Regions from separate parts of the Homo sapiens genome. Here region 1 is linked to region 2. Evidence: chromatin loops called from intact Hi-C (ENCODE). Cell type or tissue: B cell. All regions are shown on one strand. Links, peaks and the distances in the headings refer to the core of each region. The heading gives the core; the rest is flanking DNA.

Region 1 (7,098 bases), core at 980-5,979, 54 kb after region 2:
CCCGGGTTCACGCCATTCTCCTGCCTCAGCCTCCCGAGTAGCTGGGACTACAGGCGCCCGCCAACACGCCCGGCTAATTTTTTGTATTTTTAGTAGAGACAGGGTTTCACCGTGTTAGCCAGGATGGTCTCGATCTCCTGATCTCGTGATCCGCCCATCTCGGCCTCCCAAAGTGCTGGGATTACAGGCGTGAGCCACCGCGCCCAGCCCTCATTCTTCATGATGTGATTTTTATGCATTACATGCCTGTATCAAAACATTTCATGTACCCCATAAATATATACACCTACTATGTACCCACAAAATTTGTTTTTAAATGTGGAGGATATGCATTCACCATATCCTCCAAATCCCCAATTATTTTTCCATTTTCCTTTCATTCAAAAATCTAGACACAGACTTTGTATCTAGAACCAAGCCAGGAGTTTTGTCCCTAGTAACTCTCCTTGGCCATTAGTGCTCTGTCCATCCCTCATATTTTTATGTAATATGCTAATATTTGAATATTGAAGTCTTACAAAGTAAAGTTTTCTATGAATGACCTATCCACAAGTACATGCTATTTTAGGAATTAATTATGTTCTCCCTGGACCCCATGAATGCCTTATGTCAAGTCCTAAAAAGATAGAAACGATATACAGACAGTCAGTCCCTGACTTAAAATGGTTTGACATATGATTTTTTGGCTTTATGATGGTATAAAAGTGATATGTATTCAGTAGAAACCAAATTTCAAGTAACCCAACCATTCCATTTTGTATTTTTCATACCGTATTCAACACATCACATGAGATATTTAACACTTTATTATTAAATGGTCTTTGTGTTAGATGATTTTTCCACCTGTGGGTAATGTAAGTTTTCTGAGCATGTTCAAGGTAGGCTAGGCTAAGCATAATGTTCAGTAGGTTAGATGTGTTAAATGCATTTTTGGCTTATGATATTTTCAACTTGTGATGGGTTTATCAGGACATAACCCCATCATAAGTCGAGGAGCATCTGTATTTTGAAAAATATTGCTATTTATCTTTTGATATTTTAAAAGTGCATTTCTTTCTCTCGTGAATTCAAATGTACTTTCTGGGCTTAACCTCCATCTCAAGCTATCAAGATTATAAGCATCCGTTTGTTGGATAATTGTTCTTTTTATTATGTTTGACACATTTTTAATTGTTTCTATTGATTTATTCTTCTTAGCAATTGCATGTGATGATCAGAATATTTGCTATATGACCTTCCTGCTTTGTCTTCAAGTGGATGGTGTAAGTCGTGTTTCAAAGTATATTTTCAGAAATCCTTAGAATGTTGTAAAATTTGTATATGAAAAAGGATAAAGTACTTAGCAAATTAGCTCTTGTTCCCACAAAGAAACTTCAAAAATTAAAGTACATAGTGAAATAATCTTTAAAAAAAATTGAGCTAGGGATAGAAAAAATAGCAATTTGATGACCAGCAAGTGTTTATATAATGAGTTCAAAAAAATTTAGGACCAATTTGCTGAATTAACAAAACCTGTAAGGCAAATAAGTGTTTTCCAGATGGACTGTCTCATCCATTACTGCCCACGACATTCTCTTTCTTGGCCTGGAAAGAAACAGTAGTGGAAATTCTACGTAATTCTTAAACATTGTGAAAATTGCCCAGTCAGCTTTTTAAGAAGCTACAGAGCTCTAACCACCAACAAACATTTATAGGACTTAGAATTGGGTTTATCCAAATTTTACATAGTTGCCAACTCTAGCAAAATGAACTGAACAATGATCTATCTTTCAGAACTACGCAATTAAGTTTTTTGTACTAGAAAAATGCATCCTATTCAAGGTTCTTTTCTGGCAAAGAAAAAGTATTCACTCTTCTTTTGCATTTTTCTGAAACCCTATGACATTCTTCCCACTTCCACCATAACACCCAACCCCTGTGCGGTTGAAAGGGCAATCTCCTTTAAACTCCCAGCACAGCCATGCCATCAGGATTTTTCATGGAAGAAGTTCATGGGTTATTCCTGAACAATCAGCTATCTTGCAGACTAACTTCATATTTTGCTCCCAGATGCCCAGAGAATCCTCCTGGGCAGACATATCCTATGTGTTCAGATGAGAGAGATAAATGACCTCCTTAGATGGCAATATAAATTTGAAGATTGAAATTGAGAAGGAAAATCAACCCCTTCAATCTTTCTTACCAGAGACTAGAAAAAAATCGTGTGTGCTTACCTGATAACAGTGAGCAACTCTTGCTATCTGTGCCACCGAATTAATCTTGAAACTGATGTGAAATGTGTCTAACTTCACAACACCAGCTCCTTCTGATACTGTCTGACAGCACCACCCCATCAGAGATTCTTCTAGTTGTGTGCTATGGATATTCGTTTCCTGTAAAGATGGTTGCTTGGATATTTTGATTTTGTGAATGCTGGGTCAACCTAATCATATTTTCCCATATAAATTGCATCCATGTGAAATTAAAATTGAACATAATTAAGAGGAATCCTTTCTGTCTGTATGTCCTATGCATCATTTATCAGGTACAGATATCTCAGGATTAAGGAATCTAAATTTAATTTCATTTTGGATGCCTAAGTAAGTCCTGGGTGAACAAGAAGGCTGGATGAGTCAACAAGAATTGCTGAATTGGCCAGGCTTACTTTGGAGAAAGAAACTTGCATCTGGCAACTGGGCAGTGATTCAGGAGATGGCTGATGCTAAAAGAAAAAATGAAAGTATGAGGCTTACATGCTTATAATCAGCTCCTAACCTCTTTAAAAACACCCTTAATTTCCCTTGTAGTGGTTTCTTTTTCCATTCAAAGGGTTCTGGATCTTAATTTTAATTCAATTTCATCAGGAAACCAATGTAGAAAGAGTAAAAAGAAAGGCAGATGAATAGCAGAAGGAGGTTATCTCAACCTCAATCACTCATGGATGCTTCTAGCTGAAAACACCAGAAAAATCTAAGTGATGTAAACAACTAAGAGCAAATGTAAGAAGAGCTAGAATGCTAAAGTCTAAAGGCAGTTAGTGGGAAGGAGATACTTATAAATTATAAGATAATCTGAGAAGGAAAAGTTGATGGAAGGGGAAAGAGAAGAAAGTGGAGGGGACATGGGGGAAGAGCAAGAAGCGGAGGGAAACAGAAGGTAAAAATGTATGGACTCCATTACCTGATTAGAACTAGGTCCTCAGCTTAAGCTCAGTTACGCTATCAAAGGATGACCTCAACATCTCAGTAGCTTACAAAAACATTGATTTCTCTTTCATGCTACATATATACTCCAGGTCAACTGCCACTCAGCAGTTAATTGTCTACATTCTAGGATCTGGGTTGACTGTCTGAGAGTTCTTAATGAGGTTTTAGAGGAAAAATAGAGCATGAAAGCCACAAGATAGAAGCTCAGAAGGGACACGCTTCATTTCTGCTCACATTTTATTTGTCAAAGCAAGTCACATGGCCAAACCTGATGTTAATGGGGTGGGAATGTATATTTTGAATGATATGTAATTATCCAATAATAATGTAATAATTAAAACATATGTTTTAATCTTCACATCAAGTAAAGATGGCTATGATTTTCCCATGCTTAGGAGTATTGGTTAGAGTGTTTTGCAGAATGTCCTTCAGTTTGTTTTCTTCTGATACTTTTCTCATAAGACTGGGATTATGGGGTTTTTTGGGGAGAAGGGAGAAAAATGCCATTCTCATCACATGATATCAAGAATATATGCTATTAACATGAGCATCATTGTTAATCTTAAACTTGGGGTCAGGCTTGTCAGTTTTCTCCACTGTAGTTACTTGTTTTTCCTTCTTTCTATACTATACTCTTTGGAAGGAAGTCACTATGCACAATTCACACTTCAGAAGTGAGGAGTTATGCTTCACTTCTTTAAAAGTATTTCCCCAATTTTATAGGTGAGGAATTGGAAGTTTAGGGAGCTTAAGCCCAAGACAGCATACTTACTTAGTAGCATCAAGACTGATACCCAAGTCTGTCTGACATATAAAACTATTCTTTCTTCAATATTCCACAAAAAGTACTCCTACTCCTCTAAGAACAGGAAAGTGCTAAGAAAAACAGAAGGATGTATTTATTGGCTGTTTTACTGAAGCATGTTGAGAAACATGCCCTTGATATTTCAGACATTCAGATAATGGTTCCTTAACTTGCTCCTCACTAGCATGGTGACTGGAGAGCTATAAAGCTCCCTCACGTTTGTAACACTATCCAGTCACTGTCCTGACATGGCCTAACTATATACTAGACTGTCTTTCTATAATCATGTCCTGACTCCATTCTAATCAGTAAGCCATCTTTCAAAAGAGAAACTAACTTCTTAGAGCACTGTGAGGGGAGAGCAGAAAATGAAAGTGATATTATCTGCACATCTTGTGGCCAGGAGATAGCTTCTAAGCAGTGTTTTCATGAAGAGAATTATAAATCCAGATATGCCTAATAAAGAAAGACATGTTCTTGACACAGAAAAAGCTCTAGACAAATAGGAGAACTGTCACCAAGACTGAGAAGTACAGCAACAGGATGGTCTATGTCTGTTGGTCGAAAATTCTGAGGGTTTTCCTTCTTGTCAGGGAGATTCAATGTTGACATTTAAAGTATGTGCCAAGTCCTGTGTCCAGTTTTCTTTTGAAGTGTCATTGACAGTGCAGTTCAAAGACAGAAATGAACATCAGATAGCACTGAGTCGTGTTTTCTGAACTAGAATCTAATCTCTCTTCTGAAAAAAAAACTAAGTTATAGAATGTATAAAGATAAAACAGAGTTTATGAATATTCTACATATTTCATATGAAGAAAAGTCTTTTCTCTGTCCATTTTTATACAGAGAATAGAGACTAGTTGGTTTCTAAGTCACATGTACATACTATATATTTAATTGTAATTGTATGATACACAAACATTATTAGTTGAAATATCCTGATGTACAATTATTTTTAAGTAGATTGAGCTCTTGGCTGGCAGTCAGAAAGTTGAATTTTTCACTTCTATTTCTCATAATGTGCAGATATATTTTCAGAAATTTTCTCCAATTGCTGAGATTATCTGGACTATTTGAATTTGCTATTGTAAATCACGTACAAGGATTAAGCTTTTAGGACAAGAACTGTTTTCTTTCCCACTGTGCCTCAACACTTAGTTTATCATAGAATACTATAGATACTTAATAAATGTATGTTAAATAATACATACCAAAACACTGTATACACGCAGTAAATGTTTCTTAAATATCGAATGAATGCTCTCAAGAAAGAAGCATTGAGTGAATTTAAGACAGTCATAAAATGCACAGCTACATCTAAAATAAAAGACCACGTCTAAAGTCAATGCTCATTATTATCCTTCAGTTCAGAATAAAGCTTTTTAAAAAATGAGAACAAGTTTAATAAAGTCTGTATCACATAACATGCGTGATAGCACATTTCTTCCAAATATATTGATCGAAGGCAAGATTTCCAATGGTGAATATTGATAATTGACTTCTAGGCTGTCTCTGCAGGGGCTCACAAAACTTGCTGACCAGCAGGCTGCTATTCATATGAACAGAAAGTAATTTTCCTTTTGATAAGTCAAAAAGATTATATGTTCTTTACATTAAATAACAAAATTGATTGAAAATTAATATTTAATGCTGGTGACAGTATGTTGAGAGAGTTACTCTTCTCTAACACTGGTGTAAGACTATTTTGGTACAACTTTTCTGGAAACTAATTTGGGACTATACACAAAGAGGCTCAAAGAATTTATAGCTTTTTACAAAAGAAAACAAAGAATTCTACTTCTAGGTATTCATCTAAAATTAAAATCAGAGATTTTTTTTCAGAGATTACTGGATATAAAGATGTTTGCTATGTGATAATACTTAAACCTTTGAAACAACTTCAGTGGTTATTAGAGGACTGCCTAAGTAAACTAAGAAATATTCACTCAACAAAGTATTATTCATCCCCTTAAAATAAAGCGTCTATAAAGGAAGAGCCTTATCCAATTCTCCTTTGATGGGTACCTAGGTTAATTCCATGTTTTTGCTATTGTGAATAGTGTTGCGATGAACATATGAGTGTTCTTTTGGATGGATACACAGTAACGGGATTTCTAGGTTGAATGGTAGTTCTGTCTTAAGTCCCTTGAGAAATCGCCAAATTGCTTTCCACAGTGGCTGAACTAATTTAAATTCCCACCAACAGTGGATAAGTGTTTCCTTTTATCCATGTCTATTGTTTTTTGATTTTTAATAACAGCCATTCTGACTGGTTGTTAGAATGATTTCTCATTGTGGTTTTGATTTATTACTCTGATGATTAGTGAGGTGGAGCATTTTTTTCATATGTTTTTTGGCCACTTGTATATCTCCTATTGAGAAGTGTCTGTTCATGTCTTGCCTATTTTTAATGGAGTTATTTATTTTTGCTTGTTGAATTCTTTTAGTATAGATTCTGGATATTAGACTTTTGTCAGATGCATAATTTGTGAATATTTTCTCCCATTTTTTAGGCTATTTATTCTGTTGATAGTTTCTTTTGCTGTGCAGAAGTACTTTAGTTTACTTAGGTCTCACTTTTCTGTTTTTGTTTTTGTTGAAAATTGCTTTTGAGAACTAAGTCATAAATTCTTTACCAAGACCAATGTCCAAAATGATGTCTCCTAGATTTTCTTCTAGGATTCTTAGAGTTTGAAGTCTTACATTTACGTCTTTAATTCATTTTGAGTTAATTTTTGTATATGGTGAAAGGTAGGAGTCCAGCTGCATTCTTCTTCATATGGCTAGCTATCCCAGTACTGTTTATTGAACACAAAATCCTTTCCCCATTGTTTATTTTTGTTAGCTTTGTCAAAGATAAGATGGCTGTAGGTGTGGAGCTCTATTTCTGGGTTTATATTCTGTCCCATTGGGTTATGAGTCTGTTTTTGTACTAGTACCATGCTGTTTTGGTTACTGTTGTCTTACAGTATAGTTTGAGAATGGGTAATATGTAGCTTTATTCTTTTGGCCTACAATTGCTTCAGCTATTCTGCTTTGTTTTGGTTCTATATAAACATTAGAATCTTTTTGAGGTCTGTGTTAAATTACGTTGGTAGCTTGATAGGA
Region 2 (7,098 bases), core at 757-5,756:
TGCTGGGAAAACTGAATGCCTGTATGCCAAAGAATAAAACCAGACCCTTATCCCTTGCCAGGTACAAAAATAAAATCAAAATGGATTAAATACTTAAATCTAAGCCTTTAAACCATGAAACTATTAAAACATTAGGGAAACTCTCTAGGACATTGAACTGGGCAATGATTTCTTTAATAATACTGCACAAGCACAGGCAACCAAAACAAAAATGGACAAGTGAGATCACATCAAGTTAAAAACCTTCTGCATAGCATAGGAAACAATCAACAAAGTGAAGAGACAAACCACAGAATGGGTGAAAATATCTGCAAACTACCCATCTGACAAGCGATTAATAACCAGAATATATAAGGAGTTCAGATAACTCAATAGGAAACAGATCTAATAATCTGATTTACAAAATGAGCAAAAGCTCTGAATAGACATTTTTTAAAAGAAGACATACAAATGACAAACAGGCATATGAAAAGGTGCTAAACATCACTGATCATCAGAAAAATCCAAATGAAAACTACAATGAGATCATCTCACCCCAGTTAAAATGGCTTATATCCAAAAGACAGGCACAATATCAAATGCTGGTGAGGATGTGGGAAAAAAGGCAATGCTCGTACACCGTTGGCAAGAATGTAAATTAGTACAACTACCATGGAGAACAGTTTGGAGGTTTCTCAAAAAACTAAAAATAGAAAAAAGGCAATGCTCGTACACTGTTGGTGAGAATGTAAATTAGTACAACTACCATGGAGAACAGTTTGGAGGTTTCTCAAAAAACTAAAAATAGAGCTACCATATGATCCAGCAATCCCACTGCTAGGCATATACCTAAAGGAAAGGAAATCAGTATACTGATGACATATCTTGTACTCACATGTTTGTTGCAGCACTGTTCACAATAGCCAACATTTGGAAGCAACTGCTGTGTCCATCAGCAAACAAATGGATAAAGAAAAGGTGGTCCATATACACAATGGAATAGTATTCAGCCATAAAAAGAATGAGATTCTGTCATTTGTAACAACATGGATAGAACTGGAGGACGTTATGTTAAGTGAAATAAGCCAGGAACAGAAAGATAAACTTCACATGCCCTCACTTATTTGTGGGAGCTAAAAATTAGAACAACTGAACTAATGGAGATAGTAGGATGATGGTTACCAGAGTCTGGGAAAGGTAGTGAGGGGTGGGGAGTGGGGATGGTTAACAGGTACAAAAATATAATTAGATATAATGAATAAAATCTAGTATTTGATAGCACAACAGGGTGACTACAGTCAACAATAATTTATTGTACATTTTGAAATAACTAAAAGAATATAATTGGATTGTTTGTACACACAAAAGGATAACCACCTGAGGTGATGAATACCTCTTTTATCCTCATGTGATTTTTATGCATAGTATACCTTTATAAAAGTATCTCATGTACCCCATGAATGTATAGACCTACTATGTACCCACAAAAATTAAAAATTAAAAAGAAATGGAGTCACTTTAACTCAAATAAATTTGTTATCAAAGGAAACTAGGTGTCATTACCATAAGGAGAAAACCAGAATCCGTTGTTATAAATACAAGAAAACTGTGAAAATAAACAAAAGCAGAGCTATCTTAGCTAGACAAGAAAGATTCCAGCCTGAATCTGCCTTCACTTTGATAAAAAGGGAGATTGTCTGGTATTAGAGAGATATTAGAGAAAAACAGCATCAAACTAAGATTCCTCCTTCATGTAGTCAGAATATATCGAAAGAAAATTGAAAAGGCAGTGACTTCCTCACTCACTCATTGTCAGTTATTGCCCTGCCCCCGCCCCTATCAGGCTCCTTTGGACTCTCAGCAATGGTACATTCAGTCACACTTAGCATATGGCGAACAGAGCAAAAGTGAAAAGTTTGTTTCAAAAGTCACAGGCCAGGGTATAGTATAACAAAATACTTATGGTTACATAATAGTTTTGTTTCCTAAAGAGAATTTCATCTGACAATTTTAAGAAACTGTGTTTGCAGAATCTCTGAACTATCTCGGTAATCAATTAGAAAATAGCAATCAAAATACCTCACTTTTGGAGCTTGCTTCCCACCTCCCCCCTACCCCTGCCCCCCTCCAAAAAAAAGCACTTTATCCCATTTGATAATCTGTGGGTGAGAAGAAATGTATATCAACTCTGGAACAAATCTGAGTAAGTTGAAATCCAAATTCCTCTCTCTCTAGGTCTATTGCCTTAAAAAATCATTTAATGTCATTTATTTCTATTTCATCATTTGAAAAAGGAGATTAATAAGCCTTACTAATTGTTGTAAGAATTAGAAGTAATGCATGTAAAGAAACTAACACCTAATGTGATTTTAAAACTTACAGACTCTCTGCTCTTCCCATTTGACAGACAGACACATCTTCTCATACAGGGACAGCGGAAGCATCGTTGAGACACATGCTGAAGTGATGGCAATGTGGATGTCGTTGCCATCACTGACCCCTTTGTTAACATCAAGTACATTGTCTATGTGTTCTAGTATGATTCCACCAAATAACAAGTTCAACGGCATAGCCAAGACTGAGAACCAAAAGGTTGTTATAAATGAAAAACCCATTTCCATCTTCTAAAAGTGAGATCCTGACATGAAATGGGGTAATTCTTGTAATGAATTTGTTGTGGAATCTACTGTGTCTTCATTTTCTTGTAAAAGTCTGACTTCATATGAAGGGTGGAGCCAATAGGGTCATCATCTTTGTCCCGTCTGCTGATGTCCCCATATTTATGAGCATGAATGATGAGAAGTGTGACAACTCCCTCAAGATTGTCAGCAATTCCTCCTGCACTACCAAGTGCTTAGCCCTCCTGGCCAATGTCATCAATAACAATTTTGGCATCACGGAGAGACTCAAGATCACAATCCATGCCATCACTGCCACCAAGAAGACTGGGAAGGCCTCTCTGGGAAACTGTGTTGTGACAGCCATGAGGCTAGCCAGAACTTCATGCCTGCCTCTACTGATGCTTCCAAGGCTGTAGGCAAGGTCATCTCTGAGCTGAATGGAAAGCTCAGTGGCATGGCCTTCTGTGTCCCCATCCCCAGGCTGTGTCTCCAGCTTTCTATGGACTGTCCAGAGAAAGCTGCCAAATGTGATGACTCCAAGAAGGTGATGAAGCAGACATTGGATATTCTCCTAAAGGGCATCCTGGGCTACACCGAGGACCTGGTTGTCTCCTAGACTCTAACAGTGACACCTACTCTTCTACCTTCCATGCTGGGACTGGCATTGCCCTAACAACCACTTTGACTAGTTCATTTCCTGGTATGACAATGAATTTGGCTACAGTAGCAAGGTGGCAGACTTTATGGACCACATGTCCTCCAAGGAGTGAGAGCCTCCTGGACCACTAGCCTCAGTTAGAGGATAAGAAAAAGAGAGAGACCCTCAGGTGCTGGGGAGTCCTTGACCCAGTTCAATCCCCCAACACACTGTGAACTGCTCATAGAAAGATGTGCCTCAAAACTTTAATTAGACCTTACAGTCACAGAGGTCTGCTTCCATCTCAGTGGAGCAAATAGACTTTAATAATTGGACTTTAAATGAAATTGAAACTCACTCACCATATGTTTAATGCATCTCATCTAATGAGTAAGTTCTTGTGAGATTTGTTCCCGTTACTCTTCCCCTCTTTGAGCACTGTGAAATCATAAAAAATTCTTTGTATGGCAATAAACTGTGTGATTTATGAAATCATACTTTGAACACCTCTTTACTTTAACCATGCAAAACACCCTCCCAAACAGAAGGAACTGCTCCCTCACTTTTGTCCTCTTTGCACTTGTACTTACATTATCCTCACATTTTAGAATGGTTTTCTTTTGCATGTGTGTCACTTTCCTGCCTGTGAGCTTCTAAAGAAGGAGAACATATGCATGCCCCTTTTGTAATCAGTGTCCAGCATGTCATCTGGTAGTACACTGTACAGGCTCCATAAGTGCAGGCTGACTTGAATTCCGTTGAATTTATTCTTTTGACAGAAAGCAAAGAGTGAAAGAAATGTAACTTCATACCAGCAAAAATGTTTAGCATAACACTGGTTATGGAGAAGTTATGTTGTTCTTATGTCTTTGTTTGCAAATGGTATAATAATTTGCAAATAAATTTACAAATTTGTTAAAACACAAATCATGTAATCCTTATAGCAAGGTAGAAAAATGTATATGCTGATACTTGAAATTTCTTTGCATTCTGGGCTTTGCTAAGAGAATAAGAGCCCATGTCAAGAGTGCTAAATTGAAACTGCCAAAGTACCTAGTTGCTGCGGGAACTTGGTAAGAGTCATGCAAATGGATACAGGACATTGACCAAACTTAAAGAATGAACAAAATAGAATCAACTCAAACTTGCTGCCCAAAATGCTGTCAAGGTCTTTGCTTTGCTTCCCTGGGGAATTTTTTTGGCTCTGCAAGATACCTTGGGACCAAGTAAGAGATAATTTATTTCAAAACGAGATGTCCTATTTTTGGAGGACTGCCCTAAATTTTTTCTTTTGTCTATAATAATCTATTGTCCTGGATACCAAAAATAGTACCAGGCAGGGATCATTTAAAGCTCTTTGGTAAAAGGCAGTAATGCAGCCTGCTAAACTTATTAGAACAAAAGAGGTAAGCTTCAATCAAAGAGAACTTTGGAACTGTCTACAGTAGTGAAAACATGGACTAGTACCTCCAAAATTTTTGTTTTCATTTTTATTTTCTCAGAGTTAGAGAAGGCCCCAAGGAGTAGACAGGGTAGAAATTTGACTGGATAACAACTAATTGGTGAGCTTCTTTGGGGGAACCTACCTCAAAAACAAAACAAAACAAAAACAAACTCATAAGCAACCATTTTAGAACAGCAAGGTTTATTTAAGTTGGATTATGCTGGGGAACTGGGAAAGGAACTTCTTTTTGCTTGAATATTGCTGAGCAGGGGCCTCAATCCTTCTGGACAACACAACTTCTTTACTGCATCTTCAGAAGCTATGACACTCTTCAATCATCTTAAGGGGGTTTTAAGCCACAAACTTGGTGGCTTAAAACAAAACAAATATATTCTCTTAGAATTCTGGAGGTCAGAAGTCTGGAATCAGATTTACTGGGCTAAGGTAAAGATATGGTGAGGTAGGTTCCTTCTAGAGGGTATAAAGGGAGAACATCCATTGCCTTACCTTTTCCAGCTTCTAGTGGCCACTAGCATTCCTTGGTCTGTGGCTCCTTCTTCCATCATCAAAGCGCATAAATCTCATGTCTGCTTTCATCATCATCCCATCATTTTCTTCTCTTCTGTAGTAAAATCTCCCTCTGCCTCCCTTTATAAGGACATTTGTGATTACACTTAAGGCTCACTTGGATAACCCAGGATAATTTCCTCATCTCAAGGTGCTTAATCAGATGTGCAAAGTCATTTTTGCCCAGAAGGTAGCATTTACAGGTTCTGGAAATTAGGATGCAGATATCTTCAAGGGAGTAGGGCTGGTGGTTTGCATTATTCAGCCTATCGCAAATGGCTAGTGAGTAGAAGAGGAGTTAACCTTGTTTCGTGTAGAACTGAACATAACTACCCATGGCAGAGGGATTTTGGAAGTTGAAAGGAAGTGTTTTGGATTATCAACGCTTTCCAAAAGTAGAGAGGATTTTCTTGGGTCTGTGAGAAGATGTTAAACTGGAATTATAACTATGACCCCACAATACAACACTTGGGACATCTCAAAGTGAATTTCTAGGCAGAAACAAATTTTTGAAGGAAAATTACCCCACAAGGAGACTATAAGAAATCAAAAGATTAAAGAAGGCGGAAGATTTATGAGAGATTTCCTTAAAGGGAACTTCTATCCTCTCTCTGCTTCAAAGGGAATATGGTAAAGCTGTTTCTCCTTCACTTCCAGCCTAGAGGGAGTGGGCTTCCAAAAGACCACTCTGAAAGTACAGAGGAGCCTTGAACTGGTGTGTGACACACACGCAAGAGGCTGTGGCTCTCAGCCTTAGTGGAAGTGTGGAAAGAAATAGCCTGAGTCAGATGAAAATGCTCTTTCTCTAATGGTGGGTCCAAAGGTGCACAAAGCCCAGAAAACATACGTGGAATCTGCAGTAAGGTTCTGCTGAAGAGAGCTGCTGCTGGAAAGTGAGTGGAGTCTAGTAGAAGGTCTGAATAGAAAGGACTACTGGAAAATCAGAAACTGAGGTGAGAGCTAGAGCAACCAGCCAAAGTGTGGGGCTACTGACATCCTGGAAGTCATCGCAGATTGGCCTAGCAGGAGAACCTTGGAAGAACCCACCTGCTCTGTCTACTTGGGAACCACCAGTTTTAATCATTAGCCAGAACCATGGACTGTGGAGCCAGCTTAAGGCAGCACTGTGACACGTGAGTAGATCCAGATTTTTTGAGTTCTTAAGCTTGTAGAATTTGACAGGTTCTCTTTAATAAAAAGAATAAAGCATCACAGATAGAAAATTAGTGAGGAGGTCTTGGAAGGGGTTTTTGCAAGTGAAGCTGCAAAAGTTTGATTTAAATAGCTGTATGTTAAGTCCATAAACTAAGACCTTTTGGTTCCATTCCCCTCTTCTCTTCCTGTATGCCAACAGAAGGGTCTGAGACTAAAGAAAGGAGCAGCTCACCCCAATAAAGGGCTTTCCTGGAGTGGGGTACATTGGGATGGCATTCTTGCCTTTGTATAAAGATTGAAATGTTGATTAACATATTAAATTGTATATTTAATTACAGAACTGAAAATGTTCTTTAGTGACTTAAAAAAATACCGTAGCATTGTGTATTACTTAACGAGTGCCCCCAAAGCATAGGTTCTGCCAGAGTTTCTATTTAGTGGCCAGAGAAAGCCCATCAAATACATTTTAAAGTGGCAATGGGAAGTGAAAAATGAAGTATTTTGATTACATTTAATGAGCAGTATTGTTCAACATCCTGGATACAGGTGGTGGTAAGTTCTTCACCACTGGCATGTGCAAGCAGTTGGTGATAGCTTGTCGGGGTGTCATAGAAGAGATTTAAGCATCTGAATTGTAGTTCCACTAAGTGACTCTAAGATCACTCCTTGTTCTGATGGTTTCTGGCTCTATGCTA

Evidence for each region. Hi-C counts contacts between places; a loop is a spot of excess contacts. Peaks named below come from ENCODE experiments on the same cell type or tissue, not always from the same donor. Only the 100,000 strongest peaks of a DNase experiment are listed, where the experiment ranks them.
Region 1: a loop joins it to region 2, with 9 times the contacts of the local background. A loop is called at or near these places in 1 of 110 quality-filtered maps.

Annotation. Positions count from the first base shown.
Region 1 is chr3:180,263,060-180,270,157 of GRCh38, forward strand. No RefSeq gene overlaps it. Among named protein-coding and RNA genes, the nearest start is that of LINC02053, 150 kb to the right of the region's middle. In B cell, for the core only: no CTCF peak of the experiment used is centred there; no DNase peak of the experiment used is centred there; H3K27ac peaks cover 1,083 bases.
Region 2 is chr3:180,209,744-180,216,841 of GRCh38, forward strand. It overlaps the pseudogene GAPDHP36. Among named protein-coding and RNA genes, the nearest start is that of PEX5L, 180 kb to the left of the region's middle. In B cell, for the core only: no CTCF peak of the experiment used is centred there; no DNase peak of the experiment used is centred there.